2 separate regions of the Homo sapiens genome follow, and region 1 is linked to region 2. Evidence: chromatin loops called from intact Hi-C (ENCODE). Cell type or tissue: sigmoid colon. All regions are shown on one strand. Each heading gives the region's core, and the rest is flanking DNA. Links, peaks and the distances in the headings are about the cores only.

Region 1 (13,373 bases), core at 1-8,000, 120 kb before region 2:
TATTCGTATTCAATATTTATGTATTTATTATATATTCATATTAAATATTTATATATTTATTATATATTTGTATTAAATACTTATATATTATATATTCATATTAAATATTTATATATTATATATTCATATTAAATATATATTTATTGTATATTCATATTAGATATTTATATATTATATACATATTAGATATTTATATATTTATTATATATTCATATTAGATATTTATATATTTATTATATATTCATATTAGATATTTAAATATTTATTATATATTCATATTAGATATTTATATATTATATATTCACATTATTTATATATTTAATATATCTTTATATTGAATATTTATATATTTAATATATATTGAATATTTATATTGAATATATATTGAATATTTATATTTAATATATATATTGAATATATATATTCTATATATATTGAATATATATTTAATATATATTTATATTGAATATTTATATATTTAATATATATTTATATTGAATATTTATATATTTATTAAATATATATAAGATGAGTGGATGGAAGAGAGGTAGAAACTCCCTTATAGAAAACCATGAATTTTATTTTATTTTTTGAGACAGGGTCTGGCTCTGTCACCGAGGCTGAATTTAATGGCTGGTTCACAGCTCACTGCACCCTCAACCTCCCAGGTGCAAGCAATCCTCCCATCTCAGCCTCCAGAGTAGCTGGGACTACAGGTTGGCGCCACCACACCCAGCTAATTTTTTGTATTTTTTTTGTAGAGATGGGGTCTCATCTTGCCATATTGCTCAGGCTGGTCTTAAACTCCTTGAGCTCAAGAGATCCTCCTGCCTCGGCCTCCCAAATTGCTGGGATTACAGGTGTGACCCACCACACCCCATGACATTTTTGAAAACAAAAAAGTACTGAATAGTCTTACCCTACCAGATATTAATATACCATACATTATAGAGCCGTAGTTATTGAGCTTATGTGGTACTGGCGCCAAAATCAACAGACAGTTACGTGAAATAGAATAGATAGGCCTGATAGAAACTCCAGTGCAATTAGAATTTGGTTATGTATTAAAGGAAGCATAAAAATTGTTAAACAACTAGTGCTAGAACAACTGGGTAAAGATTTGGGAAAAATTATATCTTCATCTCTTACCACATATCAAATTTTAGATAAAAAGGTAAATACTAACAAAGGCTTAAAAAACAGAAGAAAATAAAAATGAATATATTTTTAATTTTTATTGTTTTATTTTATTTTTATTTTTTGAGATGGGGTCTCACTCTGTCACCCATGGTGGAGTACAGTGGTGCGATCTCAGCTCACCTCAGTCTGCTTCATGGGCTCCAGGTGATTCCACCTCAGCCTCCTAAGTAGCTAGGACTACAGGTGTGGGCTACCACACCTGGGTAATTTTTGTATTTTTTGTAGTGACGGGGTTTCACCGTGTTGCCCAGGCTGGTCTTGAACTCCTGAGCTCAAGCATTTCACCTGCCTTGGCCTCCCAAAGTGCTGGGATTACAGATGTGAGTCACCATGCCTAGCTGAATATATTTTTTACACTTTTAAATCTTAGTAGACAATTTTCAGACTGTCTAATAACATTAGATGTGTTCAACCTCACTAGTTTCCAAGGAAATGCAAATTAAAATAATGAGATCTATTTAAGCTAGCAGATTAGCAAAGGTTAAAAAAAATTCGGCATTGTCAGAGGTGTGAGGAAATAGGTAATTTCATAGTCGAGTGATAAGAATATAAATTGGCATAACTTGTCTGCAAAGCAATTTGGCAAGTCTTTTCAAAGTTTGTAACTATTGATCCAATTATGCCACTTTGAGGAATTTATTCCAAGGAAATACTGAGAAACTCTAAATTTTATATAAAAGGACATTTATCATTGTCTTATCTATAACAACAAATAAATAACTTAACAGTAAGTGGAGGGTTAAATGAAGAAATCAAGTTATAATCCTAAATTTAAAAATCTGATGGGTTTCTAATTTAAAATATATATATATATATTTACAGATACAGGTGTAGGTATAGAATAGACAGATTAAAAAAGGCTACTCTTAAATATTAAGAGTAGAGATGAGTGAGCAGATTACTGGTTATTCTTATGGTCTTTAAAATTTTCCAATTTCTCTATAATTTATACTATTAGATTCACATATGTGTTGAAGTTGATTTAAAAATATTAACCTGTTCTTGTCTTTTTATATTTATATTATTTCACCCAAAGTATTTGAAAAATCTGTTTTTCAAGGTGCATATAGGAAGGGGTCATTCCTGGTCCCCATCAATATCCTTGGCTTATTCTTGGGGACAGGCACAGGCCGAACCCTGACCAAAGCAGCAAGAAATTAAGAATTCAGGGATGCTTGCTTCGTTCATATTTAGTACCAAGCCATTCACTCTTCCCTTCGTCTTCATTTCTCTGGCTTCTGTGTATGCCATCAAGTAAACTGTCCTTTTGGTGTCTAATCTTTACCTAATACAGGAATGATCATTTCCTTAACTTCTCTGTTTTCTGAGAGGACTAATTAATTATTCCTTTTCATTATTTTATAACTGGCAAGTTACAAAACTAACTTGACTGCAGCTTCTGGTGCCACACAGTAAGAATGTTTACTTGGTGTGTGCTTGTTCTTAGCTGGCCTCAGCTGAGTCACCAGCAACCTTGGGCCTGAACACCTGCCCCAATGCACTCCCCTGGTGCTTCATCATGGGCCTTCCACGTGAGAGCTGGATATGGCTCAAAAGAACCAGATTTCTTGGGCTATGAGAGGGAACTACAAAGAGGAAGAAAGCGATAATAAAGGAAAAGAACCTGTGGAAGGAGAGCGAAAGGCACGGGGACACATGCACCACACACACACACACACACACACACACACACACACACACACACACGCATTTCAACCGTGGCTCTGAAATGGTGTGATGGATAGTGGGTGAAACCTCTGTTCTCATTACACATCTGCCTTCATTAAAGGCTACCAGCGGAATAGCAATCCTATTGGTTTACCGGTTTGGCCTTAGAGTGTGGATGGCCTTAGCACTTCCGGAAGCAGCCACAGGTCCCATGCCTGTGAGCCTTCCCTGGAGCTATGTGCTGTGCACCACGCTGAACACGAGATGGCAGTATTACTACATCTGCGTTCCAACACACAGCCATCCTCGGTTCCCACACACAGGGCCTGATGCAAACTGAACACACACACACCACACACACACCACACACACACACACCACACACACACCACACACACACACACACACACAGCTGTCCCCCAAATAAAATAATGACACTTCGCCTATCGTCAAGTGGGACCTGTGTTTGAGACTGAGTTTGCCGCCTCCGTGGGAGTCAAAGGCAGGACAGGCTATGTGATTTGTAGGGCCCAGTGCAAAAGGAAAATGTAGGGCCTCTTGTTCAAAAAGCAGGGAAAAAAGTGCTGCTAAAGGTAGTAAAATATGAAGCCTCTTCCTTTCTTTCCTGGACTCTGGACTTGTTATGGGATTTTTAAATTTTCTATTAATGTTCTAAGTAAAGAAAAACAAAATCATTAAATGTACTTTTAAATCATTAGCATCAATTTTACCACTCATCGTCATATTGGGGAATGCCAGTTCACCGTGCAAATGTAAGAGCATTTAACTCATAGGCAGAATCAGTGAAATTATACAATTTTTATTTTGTTGCTTGTATATGCCTTTGTGTTTTGTTCTTACCAGAACAGTGAAAATATTGCATAAAACTAACTCAGTTGCTTTTATTTTACTTCTTGATCCACGTGCATTCTACCAGCACCTTCTGACTTTGGCTTACTCATGAGTAAGAGAGGACTGAAAGGAAAAGGAACTATTGTCCTTTTAGAATGTCAACACCTTCATGTATAGGAAGCAAGTTCTAGTGGCCTCTTGGGGTTGCCAGTGCCCCAGCTGACTCAGTCATAGACATAGTACTCTTACCTTGGACTCGCTTTGAGTCCCATTAATCTCCCATACATCATGGGGCCACCAGAATTCCATGTGGATGGGGCATCATACAAAGGGAGCAGCAAGGAACGATGGGCACATGTGTCCCCTCTGCTCATGCAGATGTTCCATTGTCCCACTGGACCTCACTTACAAGACACAAATTCAAAAACATAATGATTCAGAATTTCAAGATAGTGACAGTAGAACATTAAACCAAGCACAGGGCTCTCCTGAAGGCATGGGGATACATGCACAGACACACACAAACACACAAGAACGGCAGGGGCTGTGTGACACATGAGTGACATACCTGCAAAGCCAGCCCAGGTCACAGGCTCTCATGATCTCAGCCACTTGCATTTTCCCAGTCCACACTTATATCTCCAATGAGCCTTTTCGCCCAGGTGCCAGAGCTCCTTCAACTCCACGTGTACCAATCTGAGCTAGTAAGCATCCATTCCTTCAGCAAACATTTATTGAACGTTCCTGTTACATGTCAGATACTGTTCTAGGAGCTGGGGATACAGCAGGATACACAGTCCCTGCCCTCATGGAGCTTACACTGTAGTGGAGAAAGGGGAAGAGCCATTCACAAATCAATAATTATGTGTCAAATGGAGACATGCTATGAAGAGAAAAGCAGAGTAAAAAGAGCATTATGGTAGGAGATACTGTTACCTAATGTGGTCAGAGAAGGGCTCTCTGATGAGCCAGCATTTGAACAGAGACCTTAAGGGTGTGAGGGAGTGAGCTAGGAGGCTCTGGGGGAAGGACATCCAGGCAAAAGGAATGGCAGCTGTGGAGGCTGAGTGGGGTGTGTGCATGGTGTGTCTGAGGGGGAACAGGGAGGCAGCAGCTGGAGCCAAGTGAGTGAGAGGAAGAAGGTAGGTGAGGTGAGAACACTGGGGGCACAGGGGGAGCCCATGTAAGGCCTTGCGTTCCCACATAAACTTCAGTAAAAACTGTCTCCTCCAGATTGCCTCCTTTGTTCTAAAGGCCTTATGTCTTGACGAATGGCCTCACTGGGAATAGGAGTCACCTTTGGCTCCTTTTCTCTCATGTCTTTAGCCAGACCTCTTGCTCCAGCTACTGCCTGGCTGACCACTTCCAAGCAGGCTGCTACCAGCTTAGTCCAGCTGCAGTGACACTCACCTTGGGTTCACATCAGGAACCTCTCATGCCTTGCCCTGGGGCTTCTTTGGTGTTGGTATGGACACCTGAGGAGCCAGGAGCCTGCTCAGCTGTCATGTATGCATAGCTTCAAGTGCAGGGGGAGTGATGCCCATGGGGACACCCTAAACCAATGGAGATGGAAGCCAAGGGATAACACATTTCATAAGGCTCCTTGGAAGGCCTTAGCGAGACATCAAGCTCCAGTCAGCCGCAGCAGTTGCTAACTTAGTAGTCACTTAGTGGCGTCCTTGTTTCTCTTTTTCATTCGTTCTTGTTCCACTGCCCTGATCCCTCACTCTTGCTCCCAAATAAACAAATGGCACACACACCTCTGTCCTGGATTCTTCTTATTTTATTTTATTTATTTATTTATTTTCTGAGATGGAGTCTCGCTGTGTCGTCCAGGCTGGAGTGCAGTGGCACGATCTTGGCTCACTGCAAGCTCCGCCTCCTGGGTTCATACCATTCTCCTGCCTCAGCCTCCCGAGTAGCTGGGACTGCAGGCGCCCGCCACCACGCCCGGCTAATTTTTCGTATTTATAGTAGAGATGGGGTTTCACCGTGTTAGCCAGGATGGTCTCGATCTCCTGACCTCGTGATCTGCCCGCCTTGGCCTCCCAAAGTGCTGGGATTACAGGCGTGAGCCACCGTGCGATTCTTCTTTTGTGGGTGGTGGGAAGAATTCAGGCTCAGATAAAAAATATCCCTTCCCACCGATCATCCAAATCTTGTTGATTCTACTTCAAATTGTTTATTTAATTTTTCCCATTCCTGCTCCCACTCCCCTAGTTCAGACCCTCTTCATCTCTTCTCTGTACTAGGACCAACTGGACTCTTACCTGCTGTTTTGCCTCTCCCTTTTCTTTTTTTTTAAACTTAACCCATCATCTCTCCCACAAAAGCATTCATCCTTTTCTGCTGCCAAAGTGAAGTTTCTAGGACTACAACTACTCATTTCTGGTAGCTACTTATCACCTACAAAATAAAGTTTAAACCCCTTAACATGATGTTATGATTGCTGTCAATGCCTGCAGCACCGTGATTTTCCATCTCTCCCCATAAACACCTCTGACCACCTTGGATTGTTCATCTGTTTCCCCTTCAGTGGTTCTTCCTCTCGAAGCCTTTCTTTCTGCCAGCCTTTCCATTCAGTCCCCTTTAGTTCATCAAATGCTTAATTGAACACAGGCACATACCAGTTCCTGTCACCCAAGGAGGTGAGGAGCAGGTGACAAGATAGGGGAGGTAGTGTTGCAGAATATGTCACATGTCAACACAGTCCCATGTAAATGTTTTAGTTAGCTTGCCTGAGTTTAGGGACCTGAGTGCGCTTTTTCGTCAGGCTGGAATCACTGCAGGGGTTTTGGTAAGGAGAAAGGACATTTTTCTTTTGCAGAACTTGAGATCACGTGGAAAAATATGGCTCTGAGGGGGGGTAAATTTATGGAAAGTCATCTTTACATTAATTATCAAAGCTGATGTCTAAATAAAGACAATGCGATTGACATTTTGCACATTTTAAATTAGTAGTAGTGGATATAGCACTCAATTTTCACTTACTATTCCTGACTTCAAAAAAAGAAGTGTTAAATTTTCTTTCCTGCAATCTCGAGATGCTTGCTTATTTGTTTTGATTTGTTGCAGATAATATGCATGCAGAGAGGTTTTCCTTTTCTGAGTCTCATTTTCCATCCACATATTCAATGTCTTCTTGCCTTGCAGACTTAGGATTGTTGATTTTCCACCCCTCTAGTTCTGCCTGCCGGGCCACTGGCTACAGTGTGCAGGTTGGGATCATAGGACTGTGACTGGCCCAGGGGGCACATGGGCCTGACTCTCAGCCCATGAGGTTTGCCAGGTTGGGCTCCCTGGCTTGTGGCTGCATTACATTTTTATAATTCTGTCATGATTCAGAGATGTTAAGTAAGTTGGTGCTTGAGATAGAAAGGTTTAGGACAATCTTATTTAACCAATGAGGCCCAGCTCAGTGGGTAATTGTCAGCCCTTCTACCCAGCTCCTGGGGTTTATCGCCTCAGGCATGGCCCTGGTATCTGTGTGCAGAAGCACACCTGTCAACTCCTCTTTCCCATCTTAGCAACCTCCTTCCTCTCAGGCCAATTCCCAGTGCTAAGAACCTGGTTACCCTTCCTCCTTGTGTTTCCAGCAGCTACAATAACAAATTGTCACGAAACATTATCCTCTCACATTTCTGGAGGTCAGAAGTCCAAAGCCAGGCTGGCAGCAGGGCTGCGCTCCCTCCAAAGGCTCTAGGGGAGAACGCTGTCTTGCCTCTTCCTCCTCCAGCCTCTGGTGACTGCTGATGTTCCTTTGCTTGTGGCAGCAGCATCCAATCTGTGCTTCTGTCCTCACCCAGCCTGCTTTCCTGTGTGTGACTCTGTGTTCTTTTCTGTCTCTGAATAGAACCTTCTCATTTAGGGCCCATCCTAATCCAGCATGATTGTATTTCAATCTTTACCCTCATCATGTTTTAATGACCTGACTTTCAAATAGGGTCACATTCTAAGGCTGTGAGTGACATGACTTTGGAGTGGACGTCATTCACTCCACCATACTCATCTACTTTATCTTTGTCAAGACTTCAATGCAAACACATCTACTTCTTATACCCCCTGTTTTACCTCCTTTTCCTATTTTCAACTCCCCATTCCTTTTTTCCTCATTTACCCCTTTAAGAATGACTTATAATTTGTGTGCACAAGATTTGACAATTCTGCATTTCTGAAGAGATGTACAAAGGTAAGCACATATTTATTAGAATTTCATATAGAATCAGAGGGAAGTCAGAGTCAGGAAAGGAGGGACTGATCTATTCATATACAATTCTTTTAGTATTATATTTGTATTAATTTCCTCAACCCATTTGAAAGTTCCCTAAGGAAATGTGTGGTTTTCAACTTAATATGCAAGTTCCTAGCAGAGTGTCTGGTATGTAGTAGGTGCTCATAAATTAGAATGAGATGAGTCAACTTCTTACCTTTGGCCGTGTCCTAACCAAACATTGCCAAACTAAATGGGAAAGGACTGGACAGGCACAAAATTCTCTCTTCGTTGCTCATGGACTTGCCCCTCAAGTCCAGCCTCTATGGATACAACCTGCTAGTCTAGTATTGTAGAAGAAAATGCACTTTGATCTCACTTTTCTCCAGCATAGCAAAGACCACACTTAGAGTGATGATGGGGATAACTTTTTCTGTCTTTCAGAGGAGAGGAGCAAAAGTATCCTCAAGAGGACAATAGGGGGCATGAAGGGCTTTCATGAGCCTCTCTAAAACACAGTTGTGGCTGGGCGCGACGGCTTATGCCTGTAATCCCAGCACTATGGGAGACCGAGGCAGGTGGATCACTTGAGGTCAGGAGTACAAGACCAGCTTGGCCAACATGGTGAAACTCTGTCTCTACTAAAAATACAAAAAAAAATTTAGCCGGGTGTTGTGGCACACACCTGTAGTCCCGGCTACTGGAGAGGCTGAGGCAGGAGAATCGCTTGAACCCAGGAGGCAGAGGTTGCAGTGAGCCGAGATTGCGCCACTGCACTCCAGCCTGGGCGACAGAGTGAGACTCTGTCTCAAAAAAATAAATAAATAAAAGTCAATAAAACACAGTTGTAAAGCATATGTCTTGTCCCTCTAATAAGAAAGCCAAGTCCAGAGGCCAGAGGTGAAGCCCGACCTCTGTGTTTCTAACATCAAGGATGCTGCCCTGCCCAGGACCAACACCCAGCAAACTTTGGATGATGTCAATAAGGTGATGTTCACCAACATCTTCAACAGCGGGCTGAAAGCCAAGCAGACATGGTCACTCTGCAGTCCTCTGGAAGGCCCAAGAGAGCCCTTGCCTGCTACCTGAATAGATGAGGACCTCCGGAGCTACCTGGCCTTTGTGGATTCCAGACCTCCTGCATCAGCCGAGCTCCAGGAGAGCCCCAGCAGCGCTCTCTTTTCCTGCTGCCTCGGTGCTCAAGATGATGGTCTTTTTGAGTGTCCAGCTGATTCTGTTGCTCACTTACCATTGTGTGGGTGCCTCTCTCATCCCTTGCCCAAGGAAAGCCTACACTTTGAGGTTTTGAATCTCTCTCAGTGACCTTCAAGGCACTCCCTCCCAGCTGCCTGTGGCCCAGGCTGAAACACAATGTTTCATGTGGTTTCAGGGATGAGGTCACACCCATTTTCTTTGCAATATCCTTAACAAATTTTCATTTGCGGGAAATAAAGAGTAGATAGGAAAGCAGCCTTTTCTTTCACATCATTTCTCCTTATTCTCTTTTCTTTTTCGTCTTCCTGGTTTTTCTAAATTCCAACGCCATCTAATGAAAAGGGAAAATGTTACTAATAGCAATTTAGCTTAAGTGCATTGCTTTTAGTAGCCATGGGGACAAAAATATCAAAGAGCCATAAGTTAATAGGATTCAAGAGTAGAAAACTTCTGCAAAGCTACAGGGCACATCCTGATGATACCAGCACAAAGCTGATGTCCCTTTTCTGCAGAAGATACACAGTACAGGTGAGCCTGCAGGTCACCCGGCAGCCCTAGAGCAGTAGAAGTATGTATCATGTTATTATGTCTGTAGTCCATGCTGGGGCCTGGGAAGGAGCCAGAGACAGCATGTTCCCTTTACATTCCATGTTTGCCAAAAAGACCCTCTCCACAGCTTTCTCCCAGGGCCTGATCTAGAAAACCCAGAGATCCTTAAGTTCCACCCATCCCTTGCCTTCAGGCTAACTGCTGCTAGAGTAAGAAAAATGTCCCTGAATGTGCCTCGTCTCCTGCTGGGAGTATCACTTGTCAGTCAAATCAGGTGAATTAGCATTTTGTCCCGATTTACTTTAGAAAAGAAAATGAAAACTATCTCTAGATGCATTTTTGTATCCTTTGCTTTGTGTTGTCAATAAAGAGCTAAAATAATTTTTCTGTGTTATTCACTAATTGTTTCCTGTTTTGTCTCTGAGGGTGGAATTCATGCCATAATACTTTCTGGGGTTTCTCACAGCACACAGCACAAGCCTGAGGCACATCGTAGGCATTCAGCATTCAGTAAACCCCTTTTTGATCAAATGGTTTACAGGATTGAGTTCTACTTGCTGGACCTCTGCTTTCGGTATTCCATTTGGGTTTTTTTTTTCCTCTCCCTTGGATATAATTCATAGTGAATTGATACCCTTGGTATCTCTGTTCTATATGAGGAGAAGAAGAGAGAAAAAAAATATGATGGTAACTACCTAAATCACTCAATTTCCATACGACACAAGCTGCGGGGTCATGTTTTAATGTTCATTAGAATCCTGTACAGCACTGAGAAATCTAGTGTTAATTTCTTAAATGATACATGAAGAAGAAACTATCATGAATGCATTTACTCCTCTCATAGGACTACAGATCAATACTTTGTTAATATTGACTTCCTTCTGTATTAGTCCATTCTCACGCTGCTATAAAGGACTGCCCGAGACTGGGTAATTATAAAGGAAAGAGCTTTAATTGACTCGTAGTACTGCAGGGCTGGGGAGGCCTCAGGAAACTTAGAATCATGGTGGAAGGGGAAGCAAACACATCCTCCTTCACATGATGGCAAGAAGGAGAAGTGCCGAGCAAAAGGGGGAAAAGCCCCTAATAAAATCATCAGATCTCATGAGAACTCACTCACTATCACGAAAACAGCATGAGGGTAATCACCCCCGTGATTCAATTACCTCCCACCGGGTCACTCTCATGACACATGAGGATTATGGGAACTACAGTTCAAAATGAGATTTGGGTGGGGATGCAGCCAAACCATATTACGTTCTATTACAGGGAGTGCTAATTTTTCTCTCCCTCTAGAAATGTAAACTCCATAAGGGCAGGGACGATGATGAAGAGTCTATGCTATTTTGTTCAATTCTGTATCCCCAGTTCATAGAACAATCCCTAGCACAATGGTATGCACACACAATAAATATTTGTGGAAAGACTGAATAGGATTTATGTTATGTGTGGTATAATCTTACAGATTATGGTAATCAGCAAAGTAGAAATTAGACTCATCTCATATGTCTGAAATCTGTCCTTGGGGTTTGACATCAGGCTGTGACTCCCACTTGGGTTTGAGTTGGGATTCTGTACAAAACCTCAGCCCCATGCTTTAGGTAACCACAGGGTCTGCTTCTGGAAGAGAAGAAGTGTTTCAGTAATGAAGGGAAATGGTGACCCATAGGAAAAGCTGATGTAATGGAGATGAGGGAACAGACCCACACGTGGATACTTCCCTACTGAATACATTTGTGTATGTGGATGTCCATAGCTACCACAGAGGCCGTTCACAGTGTCCTCTTTCTCCCCTTTGCCTCACTTGGTTATTCTTTACCCCTCTATAGTAATAGTTTGAGTTTTGATTCATGTTGATTTTATTTATTGACAGAGTCTCACGGTGTCACCCAGGCTAAAGTGCAATGGCATGATCATGGCTCACTGCAGCCTCAACCTCCCTAGGCTCAGGTGATCCTCCCACCTCAGTCTCCCAAGTGGCTGGGACATGCCTGGCTAACTTTTGTATTTTTTTGTAGAGACAGGATTTCTCCATGTTGCCCAGGCTGGTCTCGAACACCTGGGCTCAAGTCATCTGCCCACCTCAGCCTCCCAAAGTGCTGGGATTGCAGGTGTGAGCCACTGTGCCTGGCCCATGTTGATTTTAATACTTAGAAAGAATCAAAGAAGATTGACACTAGTCACTGTTAATGATGTTTTTTGGGTTACTACATCTTAGTCATCTTTGTTTCCTCTGAGAACATATAGACCTCTCAGATATAGACATGGGTTTGTTAACCTTGCAGTGCACTAATGAGGCTGAAAGATCATCAGCTCCATTTTTCAGATGGTGAGACCAAAGCACAAACACTTACCTGGGGCCAAGAAAGCCTGTTCTGCTATTATGGTCTTTTATCCTGGTGCCCAGGCCTTCTTGACCTCGTATTGCCAGAATGCAGTAGGATTTTGACTTGTCCCTACTATCTGATGGAGAAAAGGATGAGTCCCATGGTTCTAACAGTATCTTTTTTTTATGCTGTACATTTATTATCACTGGAATAAAAGCCTGGGCAAAAGATACCAACTATAAAGCTCTTTGAATTTAGTACTTGTCAGTCCCTACAGGGAAACAGAGGGTGTCAGAGAAAAATGAACCGGTGGAGATTATGCAGCCTCAAAAGGTTTTTAAATAATGAGCGATCTCTGGTCTATACATTACAGTGTAAATTCCAGATGCTTGAATTTTCAAGTTTTCAGTCCTGAGGGTGGGATGTAGTATGAGTTACAGACTCTGGAGCCAGACTGTGTTGGCTCGACCATCTGCTTGCCCTGGGACCTTGAGCAAGTTACACGACCCCTCTGTGTGTAAGAGTCTAAACCTGCAATACTCCTCACCTCACTGGGCTGCTGTGGGGATTAAAGGATTTAGCAAAATTCATACTTAAAGCACTTAAAATAGCAACTAGCACACAGTGAGTATTGAACAAATGCTCTATGATGAGCATAACGATGGTGATTTCTCATTCTAACTGGGGCTACAAGTATACTTTTCTCTCATTTTGTCTAATGTCATAAAATGGCCGTTTCTATAACTTATTGACATTCAGATTGCTGGATTTTACCCCCAAATGAAGCTCTTTGGATATTTCCAGCAAAGGAAAAGAAGAGGAAGAAGATTTAGGAAGAAAGCAGAGGAGTGTTCACAGACATAGTAGAAAAAATAATTAATTCTTGAATTCACTCAAGAATTAGGATTCACCTTTATTAAGTATCTACCATATGCAAAATATTGTGCAGGGATGTGGAGGGTGCATATCACACACGTGTACATGCGTGTGCATGCATGTACACAGTATTGTTCCTGCCCTCAAAGAACCTATACCCGTCTCCTCCAGGAGGCTTTCCTCGGGACTCCAAGCAAGGTTAGGATTGCTCCTCTGTTTGCTCCTAGCACCCTGCACTCACCTCCGGCACTCATGTATTATTGGGCTTTGTAATCGCCTGCTGTCTAGAAACCAGTGAGCTTCAGGAGCTTACAAATCATGTCTTCTTGGCTTTTGTAGCACCCAGAAGTAGTTCGCTGGACAGGGCAGGACTGGACAGAGCTGGTAGAGGTTGTCTCTTTGGTGTAGATCTTCCTCTTCTTCCATTGGCTTTGGTGCCATAACTTTAGCCTTAGACCTACCTTACTTTTAGGACT
Region 2 (16,979 bases), core at 3,920-11,919:
AACAACAGACATTTATTTCTCACAGTTCTGGAGGCTGGGAAGTCCAAGATCAGACTGCTGGCAGATTTGGTTCTTGGTGGTGGACCTTGCTGGCTTGTGGCTGTGCGTCCTCACATGGCGGACAGAAAGGAGCTCTGATCTCTTCTTCATATAGGGGCATATGTCCCATCATGAGGGCTCCACCTCATGGTCTCATGTAAACCTAATTACCTTCCAGAGGCCCCCTCTACATACCATCATGTTGGTGGGGGGTGGTTAGGGCTTTACTACATGAATTTTGAAGAGACACAAACATTCAGTTTATAACAAACACTGCCTACTTTCTAGTTGTTCTCCTAGTTGAACAAGAGCTATTTCTTTAGGCTGAGCATGGTGGTTCATGCCTGTAATCCCAGCACTCTGGGAGGCTGAGGTGAGCTGATTGCTCGTGCCCAGGAATTTGAGACCAGCCTGGGTAACATCGTGAAACCCTGTCTCTACAAAAGATACAAAAATTAGCTGGGCATTATGGCGTGCACTTGTAGTCCCTGCCTCTAGGGAAGCTGAGGCAGGAAGATCACTTGAGCCTGGGAGGTTGAGACTGCAGTGAGCCATGATCAAGCCACTGCACTCCAGCCTGGGTGGCAGAGCAAGACCCTGTCTCAAAAAAAAAAAAAAAAAAAAAAAGCTGTCTCAAGTCCTTTGATCACCAGGAAAACAGTCTTTTGTGCCTTAGGTCAGACCTACTCTTGGATCCACTTCACCCAAAACCTTCCCAGAACATTGAGCTAGACCAGTCTCTCCACATTGGGAGTGTGCGCCCAGGGCCCAGGGGTCCAGGAGGGCTCCTCTTCCCACATTGCCCTGAAACTGTCCCACCCGCTATTTCTCAAGCCTCCTCTGCCCCAGTGCATCATCCTGACTCTTTGACAGCTGCGGGGCACTTCCCACCTGCTCCCTCACAGTTTCTTGAAAATTGCATCTTTGTCTCTGCTCGTCATTAATCCTCTCCCCTCCACAAACGCTGAGTCCCCATCCTAGGTTTCTAATTTCCCATCTGCAGCCCTGATCCTAAGCCTCCAGGAAGCCACCTCTTCAGAACTCACCTTGTACCAATATTACTGTAAATATTAGCACATCCGAAGTCCAGGTACATTTTGATTACTTTGGCCCTGACCAGTCTTCGGGACTCCCAATCTTTATGTGATTTTTCAAAGGGAAGAAGAAATTTGCCCCCAGGGAAGCTGGGGAGGGTGGGCCCATGAATCATGGTGGCAGCGTGTGGGCTGACTCAGGGAAGCCAGGGATAGGAGATCAAATATTGGAAACGAGCAGCCAGGATGCCCTGAACCATCCCATATTTGCTAATAAAAGACATTCATCTGTTTAATGCGCTTTTCACAGTCTGCAAGGCATTTAGCTTCTTGTTTATTATTTACCTCACAAATTAAAATACATAAAATTGGTCACTTGGGCTTTTTATTGGCCAGGTTGCAGGGTTATTAAGTGAATTAAATATTATTGCGCTCACCAGTCAAAAGAAATAAAATGAAATTTAGTTTTCAGCAGGCTATTTGTTACCCCAGAGCTAATATCTAAACAGTCTAAATTGAAAATGATTTTACACAACTGGCCAATTAATATGTTTATTTTTGCCTTTAATTTTTTGGAAAGGAAAAGAGTGAAGGAAAGATAATTTGCCCATTGCCGGCCCGGTTGACCCCTGTGTTGTCTCTGTGGCTGCTCTGGCCTCACCCAGCTCCCGGGCTCACACCCCCTTGCTCCCACCATAGAGACCGCCAGCTTCCAAATCGTCCAAGTCCTCTCAGCCCGTCTAACCCCAGCTGCCCAGCAGAGGGCGCGTGTGTCCGGATCCTGCCCTCCCCTCCCTTCTCATCACCCCGTCTCTTTCTCTCTCCTGAGCAGAGAGGGAGTGGTTTCACTGGTAATTAATTAATTAATTAATTCCTTTGTACCATAACCCACCCTGCCCTCCTCCTAAGAGCCTCTTCTTGATGTGGCTTTTTTTTTTTTTTTGGTAGGGGGTGAACTGGGAGCCTTGGAAAGGACATGAATTCTCCATTCCTTACGTGGAGTTGAAAATCCGCCCTCATGGCTACAGCAGGGAGCCTGTCCTGGGCAGAAAGAAGCGGACGCTGAGAGGAAGGCTGCGAACGTTCTGATGGCCCGTGTGAGCAGTCCTCGCAGGAGACACCACCAGCTGTGGCAGCTTGGGGCGGGGTGGGTAGTGGTCACTGCGGTCTGGGAGTGCTCAGATAGCCCGCAGAACAAATCATGTCACCAAGCTTCAAGCCATGGAGGTTCCTTCCCTCTCACCTGCATTTTTGCCCGTCTTTATGAGGGTCTTGAAAATCAAAATAGTAGTTGCACAGTATGTGTAGGAAAGACAGTACTGGAACGGCAAGGTTTCTCAGCTTATCTTCAGCAACATATATACTGGATTAGGGCAAGAGAAGGAATCACCCAGCACTTCACCAGTTGGAAATCTCTGGAAATTTACATCTATGTATTTAAAGTTCTGCTAATGCAAATCTTTTCTCTGGAAAGAAGCACAGAGGAGGAGTTCTGATGACCCAGGGGTTAGGGCTGAGACAACCGGACGTTTGTCACCTCCTTTCCCATTGGGTTTTTAGGAAAACAGTGTGAACCTCCCCCTTTTAATTTCTGGTGTTATGAGGAAGAATAAAGGGGATAAAAGGGGCTAAGATGGACTCATGTTTAGCTAAGTTCTGACTTGTATCCAGCATGCTGGAGACCAAAGCTGCCGCCTTACTGCTATTTTTAAGTGCCCTCTTTTCAGTCATTTGCATAATTGCGTCCATAGAGCTGCATATGTTGTGAATAAATTCTCACTCATTTCAACTTTGAATAATTTGACTGTCTTGATAATTGGTTCCTCCCAAAGACTCTTCTGCAACTCCCATTCATGCCCACCAGGCCTCAGACTCCCTCTTTTCCCCGCCCTGCACTATTGGAGCCCTGGGTTTTGTGGGAGTGCTCAGCACCGTGAGTCTTACTGTTTGATCGGACAGTTAGCAAGATCAGATCCTTTTTGCTTATTTTCTATCACTTTGGAGGGTTTTCTGTAGCAAAATCAGTGACCAATGAAGTAACTTAAATTCCTATTGAAGAAAAAAAATAATAAACCACTTGATTTAAAAAAAAATTGCCATGTGTTATTTTCCTCCACGTAAGTGCACTTGAATTCTAAATTTAACCTACATGCAAGTGAAGGTACAATTCGTGCATTGTAATGGAATTTGGTTGGCTGTGGACTCTGATTTGCATGATGGGAAATAATGGTATTTAGAATGCAGAAGTGAGTGAATGGGAAGTAAGGCGAATGCTCCAAAAGCTGCCGTACCCCTCCAGGACGAGGGTGTAGTCTATTGCCTAGATGTCTCCAGGTTTTAACCTCTGGGTGAATGTCAAACCATACCCCTGAAACCGTTTCTGTCAACCTTTAAAGTCTTCAGCATCCCCCTCTGGTGCCTTCCTTCCCCAGACACACACATTGAGCAATGCCATGGTAACTGCTCGCTCTGATAATGAGTGGTCTCAGTGAAATACAGTTTTAGTGTTGATGCTGACGATGAAAAAATGTGCTTGCATGTTATTAATTGATTCAACAAGAGTTTGTTGTTTGCTTTGTATCAAGCAGTGTGCTGGGCACTGGGGAAACAAAGGTGAGCAAGATAGACACTATCCTTGTATTGATGGAGCTTGTGTGCTGTCATTCATTCATTCGTTTACATTCACTCATTCAACGAATAGAGATGAAGCCCTATTATGTGCCAAGTTCCATTCTAAGCATTGGTGTTAATCAAGGACATAACATCATATTCCTGTCCTTGTGCTAATATTCTCATGGTGGAGGCTGACATTAAGCAACAAATAAATGTGTGGTTACAAGAAGTGGGAAATGCCGTGGAAGAAAAGGTAGGATGAGAAGATGAAGGTGTTGCATGGTGTTGGACTATGAAGCCTCTCTGAGGAGGAGATGTTTACAGAAATTGACCAAATTTCTCCTAGTCTTGATCTAACTTTATCAGGGCCTGAGCCTGAGCTAATTTCTTTGTCTGCCTTTTTTTTTTTTTTTGAATGGGGTCTCTCTCTGTCTTGCAGGCTGCTGTATATTCACATGATCAAGGCTCACTGCAGACTTGAACTCCAGCCTTGAACTCCTGGGCTCCAGCAATCCTTCCGCCTCAGCCTCCTGAGTAGCTGGGACTACAGGCACATGCTACTGTGCCCAGCTAATTTTTTACTTTTTTGTAGAGATGGAGTCTTGCTATCTTACCCAGGCTGGTCTCATCTGTCTTAAAGGTCTGTCTGCACAACTTCCCAGTTCCAAGTCTTCTCCTCAAATTCTCTTCTTTTAAAAACATTTTTGTAGTTTTTTAATTGTTTTATTTAATAGAAATGGAGTCTTATTGTCACCCAGGCTGTGTGAGGAAAACAGTGTAAATCTCTCCCTTTTAATTTCTGGTGTTGTGAGGAAGAATATAGGGAATAAAAAAAGGCGAGTGCAATGTGTGACCACAGCTCATTGTAGCCTTGAATTCCTGGACTCAGCAATCCTCCCGTCTCAGCCTCCTGAGTAGCTGGGACTGCAGGCGAGTGCCACCATGCCCAACTATACATCTATATCTATATCTTTATCTATATCTATATCATCTATATCTATATCTGTATCTATATGTATATCATCTATATCTATATCTATGTCTATATCTATAGATATATAGCAGGCTCTTGCTATATTGCTCAGGCTGGTCTTGAACTCCTGGCTTCAAATGATCCTCCAGCCTTGACTCGGGAAGTAGATGGGACTACGGGTGCTAGCCGCCGCACCTGGCTGGAATTCCCTTCTGCTGCTCCGTGACCCCGTTTGCATGTGGGGTACTCAGCTTCGTAATTATGAAGCTTTGGGCTCATCACAGTGATCCAGGGTTTTTAGAAAAGTGCCTCCTTTGCAAAATGGATTAAATCCCAGAAATTGACTTCGAGCCAAGGATGGTGATTGTTGGCAATGCTTCTCAACTTTGAACATGCTTGTTAACACAGAGATCACGGGGTCCCTTCCCCAGACGCTCTAGTTAAGTAGGTCTGGGCCGAGGGCTGCTGCTGGAGTGGTGTCCACTCTGAGTAGCTGTGGTGTGGGGGAGCCGCCGGTGGTCTTTTTGCTCTGGAGGAGCCTGTGATGGTAGCAAATTACAAAACACACACCCCTGTGTTCATTGACCCCAGGGTTTCTCCACCACTGGGCAAGAGGAGGACTTTTGGGAAACAGGAGCTATTTCTTACATTATTTTGCCTGTAGGACCCATGGTGCACAAAGGAGCGGGTGAAGAAAACCTCAGCTGACCCTTCAAAGGTTCTACTGGGGACCAGGAAGGAAGTTGAGAGAAACTCATTTTCAAAGGGCCTCTGTCTGACTGAGGAAAACATTCCAACTTGAAACTTCCATGCCTAACCTCATTTTAACGTGACCAGTGCTCACAACTTCCAATCTGGTAGCTGAATATGGGCCCGTGGAATGGGTTTCTGGATAGACCTGCTTTTTAGAGAGAGTCAATTTTCTTAGAACCAGGTTATGAGCCATCAAGGTTTTGAAGCTTACAGGGACGATTTCTACCCTTTAGAACAAACTAAAGCAAACAAAAGCTCTCATAGAAGGCACAGGCTGCAAGCCAGGCACTAGGGTAGATGCAAAGACAGAAGTCTTGGTAAAGTTTCCAAAGTGTTGCCTTTTATGCAGGACATGAGCAAGACAGTGATAAACAGAACACAAATGTGGCCTTCCAGCAGCTCTTGGAGTGGTGGCAGAGGCAGCCATGGAAACAAACTGGGGAGAGTGAGTCCACAGGGAGGTGGACTGAACACTGTGGGCAGAGTCAGGGTGACTCATCCTGCCAGGGGTGCCAAGGGAGAGAGCTTCACGGGGATGTGATGTCGGCTTTAAGTCTGGAAGGATGAGTTCTGGGGGGAGAAAAAAGAGGCCCAAGAGGGGTGGGGCCCATCGGGTACAGGAGACTTGGCAGCAAGGAAGAGAAAGTGTGGAGTGTGGCATGTCTGAGGGGGGCAAAGTGGTTTCTTACTGGGGTGAGGAGAGCTTGGTGGGGAGCCAGGCTGGTGAGATGAGTGGGGATTCTTCCTTTGCCAGGCCAGTACTGAGGTTCTCAGCGCTCACTACCTGTCGGCGGCGGCAGGGGGCCTCCATGGGTACAGAAGCTCCACTCCCCTCAACGGGCTCTGCTCCAGTGGGTATCAGGTGAGTTCTGTGCACCTGAGCTTCCTAAAGTGCCCCCAAGGATTCCAACATAGACCACGCTTGAGAGCCACTGCTCAGATGAAAGCATGTGGAAAGTGGGGAACACACAGGTTTTTAAACCTGAGAGTGACAAGGTCAGATGTATATTTCGGAAATATCAGTCTGGTGATAGGATAGACAACAGGGCTGGGGGTGTTGAGGGAAGTTTTGGAGGAAGGATAGGGACTCACAGGCAAGTTGAGTGCTATTGTGATAGTTCAGGCAAGCGGTCATAACTTCCTTGGCCTGTGGCAGAAATGGTGGAGAAGGGGAGGAGGGTCTAGATTAGTGAGATATCCAGGAAGAAGGAATGGTGGGCTTTGAGGAGGATGGGTGGTACAGGCAAGAGATGGGTCGTTTCATGTCAGAGCTTAGAGCTGGTTGTTCCTGACAGTGGCTTCCTCTGGGAATAGGGTCCCAGAGTTTATGTTTGTCAAATGAGATCAAAAGCTCTGCGTTTAAAATTTGAATTCTCAGGGATTTAAAGATGATTAAAGCCAGGAAATGCTGAAGGAGCTGAGGAGAAAGATAGAAAATGCCTCCAGAAATTGTGATTGAGGAAGGAAAAAGGCCAGGTGTGGTGTGTGAGGAGATGTGGACAGGGGACATGCAGATGAAGGGATGGCATGGCAGAAGGAAAAACAAGTATAACAGCGAGAAACTCTTGGTGAAATTTAGCCAGTTGATGGAAAAGGCCCTCCACTAATCCCAGCTACGCCGGAGGCTGAGGCAGGAGAATGCTTGAACCCAGGAGGCAGAGGTTGCAGTGAGCCGAGATTGAGCCATTGCACTCCAGCCTGGGCAACAAGAGCGAAGCTCCGTCTCAAAAAAAAAAAAAAAAAAAAAGAAATTCCAAGTCATTACCTCAAGCGCTTCGCTAGGGTGGTGGAGGGGATCAGGAGGGAGTTCATGTCAATACGGAGCTGATCAATACGGTTGGGACCGCAGCTTAGTGCAAGAGGTTTGCTATATTCAGCCTGGCCAGGAGATGGCAGTGTTGTCCTGTCGGGAGCCTCTCATTTCAGCGCCACTTCTCTCTTCTATAAAGGGGAGTTCTGGGGGCTAGGTCCCCACTTTTCTCTTTTCCTGGGTGATGCTATCTGGAGAGTCAGTCGGTGAGGCCCAGCTTAACATTGGGCCTGCACTTGGTGGTTTCTTAGGCAGCGTTCTTGCTGGACAAATGCGCAAAAAATAACTGGGAACAACCTTGAGGAGATTGCTTGGTGAGATTGGACTCTATCCCCAGACCCGGCGCACTGGGCTGCTGGGGAGGAAAGGCGGATAGAGGTTGTCAGCCTGATGAAAGGTGAAGGGGGGCACCCCTGGGAGAGATTTCAGGCAGCTCCTAATTTGCAAATGAATTCACTTCTCCAATTCCTTCTGTCAGTTGGCTGTTTCTGTGGGTGAAATTATTTGAGTTCCAATTATAATGTTATATAAAGAAGGTAGGTTCTCAGGTTAGCCCATAAAACTCTGTTTACTCTACAATATAGATGAGTTGCAGTGTATGTATAATGAAAAATAGGAAACAACAGTATTGCGGTACTGTAATTTAAATAAAAGAAAGAAACAAAATGGAATGGAAACAGTTCTTTATTTTGGTAAGTGAAGAAAATTAGGTTGAATTAGAGAAGGAGAAGGAGGCAGATGAGGCTTGCTGTGGGACATATAAAGGAGGCATTTGGGCACTTTAAAGGCTTATGGGAAGACCCTTGATTGTGTTCTGTAAGTTTCCAACTCAAGGGAGGGGCGTCTACAAGTTCAACAGTCTTTGAGGAGCCAAGATCAGATTGGCCTGGATCTCGATGCCTGGTGTGCAGAAGGAACACTGGGGTAGGAGTCTGAAGACTTGGGTTTCTATTCCAGTTTTGGGTAAACTGGCTTACCTTCTCTGGGCCTCATTTTCTTCATTTATAAAGTGAGAATCAAGTGAAATAATGAAAGTGGTTTTTATGTACGAAGGCACTCTGGAATGGTAAAATAGTGGGCTTGGATCTTCAGTCTTCATATTTTCATTTAAAACTTTTTCTTTTTTTCTTTTTTTTCTTTTGATAGAGATGTCTCTTTAGCAGCTCTAAAACATATTTGCTATGAATAGCCACCAACAGGATTATTATGGGTTGCAAATGGAAGAAAGAGAAAGGGAAGAGTAAAAGAGAAAGGGAAGAGTAAAAGAGAAAGGTTCATAAAGGTTAGTGAGAATCTGTATACACTGCAGAAACAGTTTCCTCTGGAGATGACATTGACTGAGTCTGTAGTGGAAGTCAGGAGCAGAGGAAGCGTGGAGTGCGCACTAGCTCTCTATGGAAGACGGGAGCAGGGGACGCGTGGAGCGTGCACTAGTCCTCCATGGAAGTCAGGAGCAGAGAATGCCTGGAATGCGCACTATCCTTCCATAGAAGACAGGAGCAGAGGACGCCGGAGTGCGCACTAGCCCTCCGTGGAAGACGGGAGCAGAGGACATCGGAGTGCGCACTAGCAGTCCATGGAAGTCAGGAGCAGAGAATGCCTGGAGGGCGCACTAGCCCTCCATAGAAGACAGGAGCAGAGGACGTCGAAGTGCGCACTAGCCCTCCATGGAAGACGGGAGCAGAGGACGGTGGAGTGCGCACCAGTCCTCCGTGGTAGACAGGAGCAGAGAATGCCTGGAGTGTGTACTAGCCCTCCATGGTAGATGGGAGGAGAGAATGCCAGGAGTGTGCACTAGCCCTCCATAGAAGATGGGAGCAGAGGACGCGTGGAGTGCGCACTAGCCCTCCTTGGAAGTCGGGAGCAGAGGACGCCGCAGTGCGCACTAGCCCTCCATGGAAGACAGGCGCAGAGGACGCCGGAGTGCGCACTAGCCCTTCATGGAAGACGGGAGCAGAGGATGCGTGGAGTGCGCACCAGCCCTCCATGGAAGTCAGGAGCAAAGGATGTGTGGAGTGCGTACTAGCCCTCCATGGCAGCATTTCCCAAATGGTGGCCCCTGAATCTTTGTTCCTCCAGATGTGCTAAAAGAAAAAGAGGCTTGTGGTTAAATAAATTTGGGAAAATTTTAAGGGGAGTTAAACCAAATTCTTTATTACAGCACCTGCTAGAAACTTTAATGTGATAAATGCGTTGCAGATCCCAAGGGGGTGAAGTGGGAAAGTTATACTATGCAGTGTTTGCAAACTTATTTGACCGTACACAGTTCTTTTGTTGTTTTGATAGTATTTCTCAAGGTGTGGTTCAGGGACCACCTGCATTGACCTGGTGTTTATTAGAGCAGGTTGTCTGGCATCACCCTAGACTTAATAATCAGCCAGAAGGGCAGGGAGAGACAGGGAATTTGCATTTTTAAGAAACACCTCAGTGTTTATTTCCCCCAATCAACACATTTATTTAGCATATAGTATGTGCCAGGCTCCATGCTAGGTGTTGAAGATATACTAGTGAATAAGACAGTTCTAATTCTAATCTCATAAAGCTAATTCTAATGGGGGTCAAAATAGGGGTGGGGTGCTGGGAATAGAAGCAACACACAATTGCAATGTGGTCTAGTCTTACTGCAATGGGCAAGACTTGTGTGGTTAGGGAAGCTTTACTGTAGTGAGGCTATATATAGAACACTTCACCAAAATATGTTTGTAACAACAGTTGAGACCTATGATTTATGGAAATCCCCCATATGTCACATGAGCACGGCATTCCGGACCCTGACAGATTTGTGAATTTCACATAAAACCCGGTGACTCTTTTGCACATTTAATTTGAGAACAGGTGAACTAGCTAGATGGATGTTCTCCAGGAAACACTTCTAAGGTGAAAAAGATGTTGACTCACGCTTTCTCCTGATCTGGCCACCAGGTGGCACTGACAAGCTGGGGCGACTTCGTTGTGGGCAGAGGCGGGACAGATAATTAGGCAGCCTTGCCTAATCTGCAAATCTGCAGACCTTAATCCATGGAGTATTGGTAATCCTGTAGATAGTGCAGTATGTGGTGAAATTAGGGAACACATCACACCATGGGGAATAGAAAATGCTAATTATTTTCAATCCCTATCTCATTCGATTTGCCTGCATCATTTGACTCTATGGACCATCACTTTCTTCTTGGAAATTTCTTTTCCTTTGGTTCCTAGGACACAGCTCTCTCACGGTTTTCCTTCAACCCTTAATAATAATAAGTAACATTTATTGGGCACTTAATATAAGCCACGTCCTGTGCTAAATGCTTTGTACACACGATCATTTAATGCTCCCTATGAGGTAGCTACTCTCATTAGCTTTATTTAGCAGGTAAGTCTTACAGAGAGATTAAGCCATGGGTCCAAATTACATAACTAGTGAGAGTCGGAGTTAGCATCAGGGTTGGGACAACCCTAGTCATGAGTCCTAGCTCACTGCACTTATGGCTTCCAGAGAGCCCTGATGGTTTCTGAATCGTCCCCATCATCCTGTCTGCCTGCATCACTACTCCAGGGTGCACTTGCCTTTGTAGACTGTGCAGCTGGGGCCCTCCTTTCTCAGTTTCTTCCTGTGCAAGTCTCTAGACACCTCCTAGGCGATCTCCCCCGGCCTGTCCTGAAGCCAGCCTGGGAGCTTCCCTCTAAGGAAGCAATGGCCACACTGTCTTGTCATGGTTTGCTTGTCTGTGCCCCCCTACCAGGTTCTGAGCCCCTCTAGGACAACTTAGTATCACTGGCACCTAGCGTGCTTGGCATATAGTAAACAGTCAGAAATGTTAATGGGATGAACAGCCTCAAAAGAGGGCTGGAGGTACACAGTCACAGCCATTCCTGAAGAAATATAGTGTGACATTGCCCACACAGGTGTTTGAAAACAACCCTTTGAGTCTAAGACAGAAAGCGGGTTGAAGGGATTTTTTTCCAGTCCAGTAAACCTGTGACTTTGAATTGGGAAATACTACTAAGGTCAACGGGCAAGGGGCCAGTGCAGAGTGCTGTGATAAACTGAGAATGCTAAGGACGTGATGGCATTCATTGTCCAAATCCATATTATACCCCAAGGCCAGGATGGAGCCGGGGCAGGTGCGGCTGCAGGCATTGAGCACTGGCATCCCCTCAGGGGTGCAGCAGCTGCTCCCCTCCCAGATGGTTTCTGAGCATCAGTTCCTCCTCTGCACCAGAATGTTTAGCAATGTCCTGGGTGGATGAACAAGGAGCTGAATGAAGAGTCTCTGTTCTCTGGTTGTCATGAGTGTGTGGTGATGGGGAAGGGAGCCCAGGAATGAACTCATCTGAACTACAGACATAACCTGCCTTGGGCGAGATAAGGCAAAGAGTCCACCTGTGCTCTAGGCCTTCCTTCTTAAGCCCTCCTTGAAATCCAGTCAGCATGGCTGTTTTTCCCAGGTGTCTGACCCTGCCCCCAAGATCATAGACCTATGCTGTCCAGGATGGCAGCCGCTAGCCACGTGTAGCTACTGAGCACTTGAATCGTGGCTGGCATGGCCAAGCGCAGTTGCCCATGCCTATAATCCCAGCACTTTGGGAAGCTGGCGGGTCACTTGAGGCCAGGAGTTCAAGACCAGCCTGGCCAGTATGGTGAAACCCCATCTTTACTAAAATATAAAAAAAATTAGCTGGGCATGGTGGCACATGCCTGTCATCCCAGCTACTCAGGTGGCTGAAGCATGAGAATTACTTGAACTCGGGAGGTGTAAGTTGCAGTGAGCCAAGATCATACCACTGTATTCCAGCCTGGATGACAGAGCAAGACTCCATCTCAAAAAAAAAAAAAAAAAAAAAAGAAAAAAGAAATATGGCAGACATAGCTGAGCTAGTATACCTTTAATTTTATTTCATTGCAATGAATTTAAATAGTCACATGTGGCTATTGGTACCATATTGAACCATATTGAACAGTGTACACACACTTACACACACACATACACACAGTTTTTGCCCTAGTGGCTACTATAGAGGTTTTTGATCCCTCCTTTCCCAACAAACACTGGATTTAACTCAAAGGTCCATTCTTCCTTAGGTTTTTGCTATTTCCCCCCTTTTCCTTTAAGAAGCCATTGATGGACCTCATTGATGGAAAGTTCTGTAAGTGTTGCCAAGGAACATCAGTATATTTTTCCTGTAGCTGGCACCTTTGAGGGAGTCTGGTCTCCAAGGCCATCTGTTTTGCAAGCAAGGGTGAGACAGCCACATTCCTCATCCTCAGACCTATGACTCTACCATGGCGAAGGCGGTGACCAGGGAGGGCTGGGACATTTGTGTCACAGAAAGAGTCCCTGCATTGATCATTTCTGAGTGATGTCTGAGTGGGGGTAATACCTAATGTTAAGAGAGTAACCATCTGACTACATCAAGACTTTTCATTTTCAAAGTATTTTATTTAAATAAATTTTTCTTTTGTGTGTGTTTGAATTTTACAGAAAAAAATACTGACAAATACTATACAGCTTGGACCCTTTATATTTTTCTTGGAAAGGTGGCTGCCATTTTTCTACCTTTCTCCCTCCCTGCTCCCCCCAAGAAAAAGAAACATGGAATCCATTGAGCAATGGGGAAAGGAGCAATGGGGAAAGGCCTCCTCTGGCTGCCGTCCGGAGCCTGGCTAAAGCTGCTCAGAAGTCCAGGCCTAGGGGATGTCTTTCTCGAGCCTGTGCTGGTCTAGGAAGCCTCTTCTTTAGGAATCATTTTTTTGTCCCCCGTGAACTTACCCTCCCCAGATGAGTCAAGCAGTCTCTGGTCCTGAGGTCCCATGGGTTGCCAGTGGCAGTTCAGGGACAGAGGCTGGAAGGAGTGAAAATGGAGAGGAATAAAGGGCTGGGGCTGGTCTGGTGCAGGCAGAAGAGGGAATCAGAGAAGCATAAAACATGGAGAAAAAGATGAGAAGGAAGTGGAAAGAAGAGAGTGGATATCAACAATGGCCTTAGGCTCCTTTCATGCACCTGTTTATTTAACAAAACGTTTAGGGCCTATCCTGCACTGGGACTCCTCTAGTTACGCCAGGAAAGGTTGTCAGGGGAGTCTGTGATGGGGAAAAGAGAGGCCCCATTCTGGGTTTGGCTCTTCTGAGTCATCGGCTGTGGAAGTGACTGAGAAGTGAGTTTCTGGGTGTTTCATCCCTGGGGTGAGAGCAAGTCCATTGGATTAGGAGACAGCAGGGACATTGTGCCTGGAGATAGAGGCCTTGTCATGGCAATGACAACTGACTGCTGTCTTAATTCAAAGGAGCAAGCAGTTGCCATGGAAACCATGTTACTTGTATGGTCCCGGATCCCGGTGATCCGCCCTCCTAGATCATATCTGACACTACGTCTCAGCTGTCAGCCTCCACCTCTCCCCAGCCATCCATTCTAGGGGGACTGAGAGGTGGAGACAGGAAGGGCAGCTTGTCCTGGTGAGCAGTGGCAGTTGTGGGGAGATGTCTTCCACATCCCTGGGTTTGGTGCAGGCAGATGGCAAGTCATTCTGTTATGTGAAGGGCACAGCCAGAGGCCCCATGACAAACTCTCTATGTGACAAGGGGATAGAGAACCAGAGTGCTTCTTTCTCTGGTCAAAGGGGTTGATGAGTGGGAGGCCTGAGTGCTTAGGCAGTTTATGGCCATATAGGGTGAGAGGGCAAATGTGACTGGCTATAAAATATATGCAGGTTTAAATTATGATTCACAGGGTCATCTGTTAGAAAACCCTGGTGCAAGGGTCACCACTAAATGCCCACCCTCCACAGGCCTAAAGTACACCTGGAGGGCAGGTGAGTACCAAGCAGCCCAAGTGAGCAAATAGAATATATCTTTCCTTTAATGCAATCTTATAGAATTTAGTTTTTTGCTACTATAAATATCATAGTTTAGCTACATTATTAATTAGATAGCAATTTTGCCACTGTGTAGAATAGCTTCCTTGGGAAAATATTTCAAGAGAGCTGCCCAGCATATTTGTAAATAAACTTCTAGAGCATAACTTGCTCCCAAGGAGTGAATTGTCCATCTTTGTAATACAGTCACAATACAATAAAAATACCAAGCAGTTCATCCTATAAGTGGATTAACTCTGCTTCCCAACCTCACTCTGGCGGGGAAAGCCCTCCTCAGCTCACTGTGGATCTAATTTACATGTCCTCACATACCTCAAGGCACATGTGTCACCTACATGTGCTCTCCAGCATTAAACACCCAATTTCATCCATTGCAGCAATTAGTGGGCTCACTTAGAAGAGAAGATCACTCGGGGAGAACTGGTGAGGTATTACAAGCTTACCCTTAACAACATCACATATCCAACAGTAACCACAGTTAGTTATAAGTACCTACTGTGTGCAAGGCACTTGCCTGAGCTTCAATATAAATATAAATAAACCTCTTTATAGCTTCATCCTACTTTCATTTAAACTCTGTTACCTCTGCATCCCACCTGTGCCATACCGTGCACACATCACAACCTTATGACATCACTTCCAGTGTTGCCTTCTGTGAGACTGCACTGATGATTGTCTAGTTCCTTCCCTGCTGGAAACTTTGGTTATATAGGAGATACCTAGCTCAGGTGTAGCATCTCCTCACCCTTTCCATCTGTAAACATTGCACAGGTACACAGTTGCAGTCCACTGACATAAATGAGTGGGCTTCCATAATTTTCTAGCAGTCACCACCAAGAGCTCTTTGTTCTTGCTTGGAGAAAGGCACTTTGCTGAGTGGTTTGCGGGGGTAATGTTTCACAGAGAGGTCTTGGATCACATTAAACACCTCTCAGTGGCAATGAGGACGGACTTTGTCATGAGTTACAAGAAAAGAGCTTTCAATGAATTTTGAACCATCACACTTTAAACATCTTGGCACAGGTGAGGGGTCAGAGGCACAGAAACTTGGTGTGTCTGTATCAAGACACACAAGGGTGGGGACTGTAGCAGGTTGCTGGAATGTCCAATTATGAGTACTTCCAGTAAAAGTTTATGTGTAGAGTTAGAAATAGGAAAGCATGCATCTGTAACCTGAGTGGTTTATGGAATAGATGGTGTATGGGGGCCTTGCTGGTTAGGAAATTGTATATATGTGTCTGAATCTGGCAAGGCTTTCCCATGAGACATTTTTGTGACTGTAGATAATGTACTTCCCTGCACAAAGTACATAGCCAATGACCATTTGATGAGCAGAATATACTTGCCCACGTACCTGCTACCTGAATTTGTGTGTGTGTGTGTTACGTGCATGTGCACACACTTGGGAACCATATTGAGATGTATGGATAAATGTTCTTTGTGCTTTGCATGTGGGGTATGCCAGAGACAGGTGGGAGGCATGCCTGGGTCTGCAGTAAGGAGCATTGCTATTGGACACATAGCTGCCAAGACAGTATCCAAGAATTGTCCACGTGGTCCCTGGGACTGCCCTCCACTGGGACACTTAGTCTGAGGTTTGTTCCTTGGTTGAGTAGTTACTCTGTGGACATGGACATAGTGCATTATTTCAGGGGTTCCTGAAATGTCTGTGTGTGGTCAGAAGGAGGCTTAGCCCCAGAAAGGAAACACCTCTGCTTCCTGCCTAACTAAACAGGCAGTGATGGTCTCTTCTCCATCTGGAGAAGCTTGGGTTGAGCAGAGATCCAGAGGTCTTCTTCATCCTTCTTCTTCTTCTTCTTCTTCTTCTTCTTGTTCTTCTCTGGCTGCTGGCCCCTCTTGCCTGGTGGGCTCCAGCAGCAATGGCAACAGATGAAGAGGAGTGTGATGATCACCAAGAGTGGCAGGCCCAGGAGGACTCCCAGGCAGATGGTGTTGTAGATGCCTTCTTGGTGTTTGGTCAAGATGGTGTCCCAGATAGAGCTGAAGAAGGCACTGATTCTCTCCATGGTGCTTGGCTAGATTAGGGCCAGAGAACCCTCTCGGCTTACAAGCAGGTCCTGGGCTCAAAAGGATGCAACCTTGACCACTTGTAATTTATTCCTCTTCCAGCTTTGGGTTTGGGCATGCCACTGGCAGCACCTGAAGAGATTAAAACAGACAACTGAAGAGAAATGCAGGGGGACTGGTCTACAATTTTAATAGTGTCATAGATTTTAGGCTTAGGAAAGGGGAAGGAATTGAAGATTTCCAGGGTTCAGTAAACTTGTATTGACTCAATAAACAAGATAAATGCATGCATGTAATCAATAAGCATCAACTAATTCTTGCTATGTACACACATTATATTGGGCTTAGGATATAAAAATGAATAGTATATCAGGTCTGGCACGTAGGAAGTTCTCAGTAGTTGTTGGATAAATGAATCAATGTGTGTGTTCAGTGTTCTGATAAGGGGTTGCTTCCCTGGACCCTTCTGCAACAGCAGTTCTCAATCTTTTTTCCACTGTAGCTCACCTGACAGATGTTGAACACACACTCCCCACAGGACAGGTCTGTATGTAACCTTTTATTAACATAACTTGCCATTTTCAAAGCTTATTGAAGCTTAAGCACAAAGTGAGATGTCTACTTCTTGCTGTCTGTAGTAGGGAACCTGGGTCTCCTCTGGGCTAAGAGGTCATCAGTCCTCATCCTGCCCCATGCCTGCTTTCCGTGCTGTCCCCTCATGATCTCTTCCCTGCTCCATGTCTCCTCCCCTCCTTATATCACATTCCTGTGCCTGAGAAGTCCTCTCCTCCCAAGGCTGAGAGAACCAGGGGTGACCATTTGCTGGCTTTCCACTTTCTACCTTCTACCTTCCTCTTCCTCATTACCCTTCTCT

The links. A loop is a pair of places that touch in the nucleus more often than their neighbours do. Peaks named below come from ENCODE experiments on the same cell type or tissue, not always from the same donor. Only the 100,000 strongest peaks of a DNase experiment are listed, where the experiment ranks them.
Region 1: a loop joins it to region 2, with 6 times the contacts of the local background. A loop is called at or near these places in 30 of 110 quality-filtered maps.

The regions. Positions count from the first base shown.
Region 1 is chr1:175,026,792-175,040,164 of GRCh38, forward strand. No RefSeq gene overlaps it. Among named protein-coding and RNA genes, the nearest start is that of MRPS14, 10 kb to the left of the region's middle. In sigmoid colon, for the core only: CTCF peaks have their summits at 3,120 (motif pointing right) and 3,322; a DNase peak (open chromatin) is centred at 3,130.
Region 2 is chr1:175,144,910-175,161,888 of GRCh38, forward strand. TNN (tenascin N) reads left to right here. Exons shown (of 19, transcript NM_022093.2): 19 at 2,022-3,166. The coding sequence ends at 2,162. It overlaps KIAA0040, which reads right to left. Exons shown (of 4, transcript NM_014656.3): 4 at 12,077-16,237. The coding sequence starts at 16,104. The coding sequence ends at 15,805. Among named protein-coding and RNA genes, the nearest start is that of KIAA0040, 39 kb to the right of the region's middle. RefSeq lists a silencer at 7,144-7,438 and an enhancer at 9,038-9,537. In sigmoid colon, for the core only: CTCF peaks have their summits at 7,286 (motif pointing right) and 10,144 (motif pointing right); DNase peaks (open chromatin) are centred at 5,908, 7,292 and 10,152.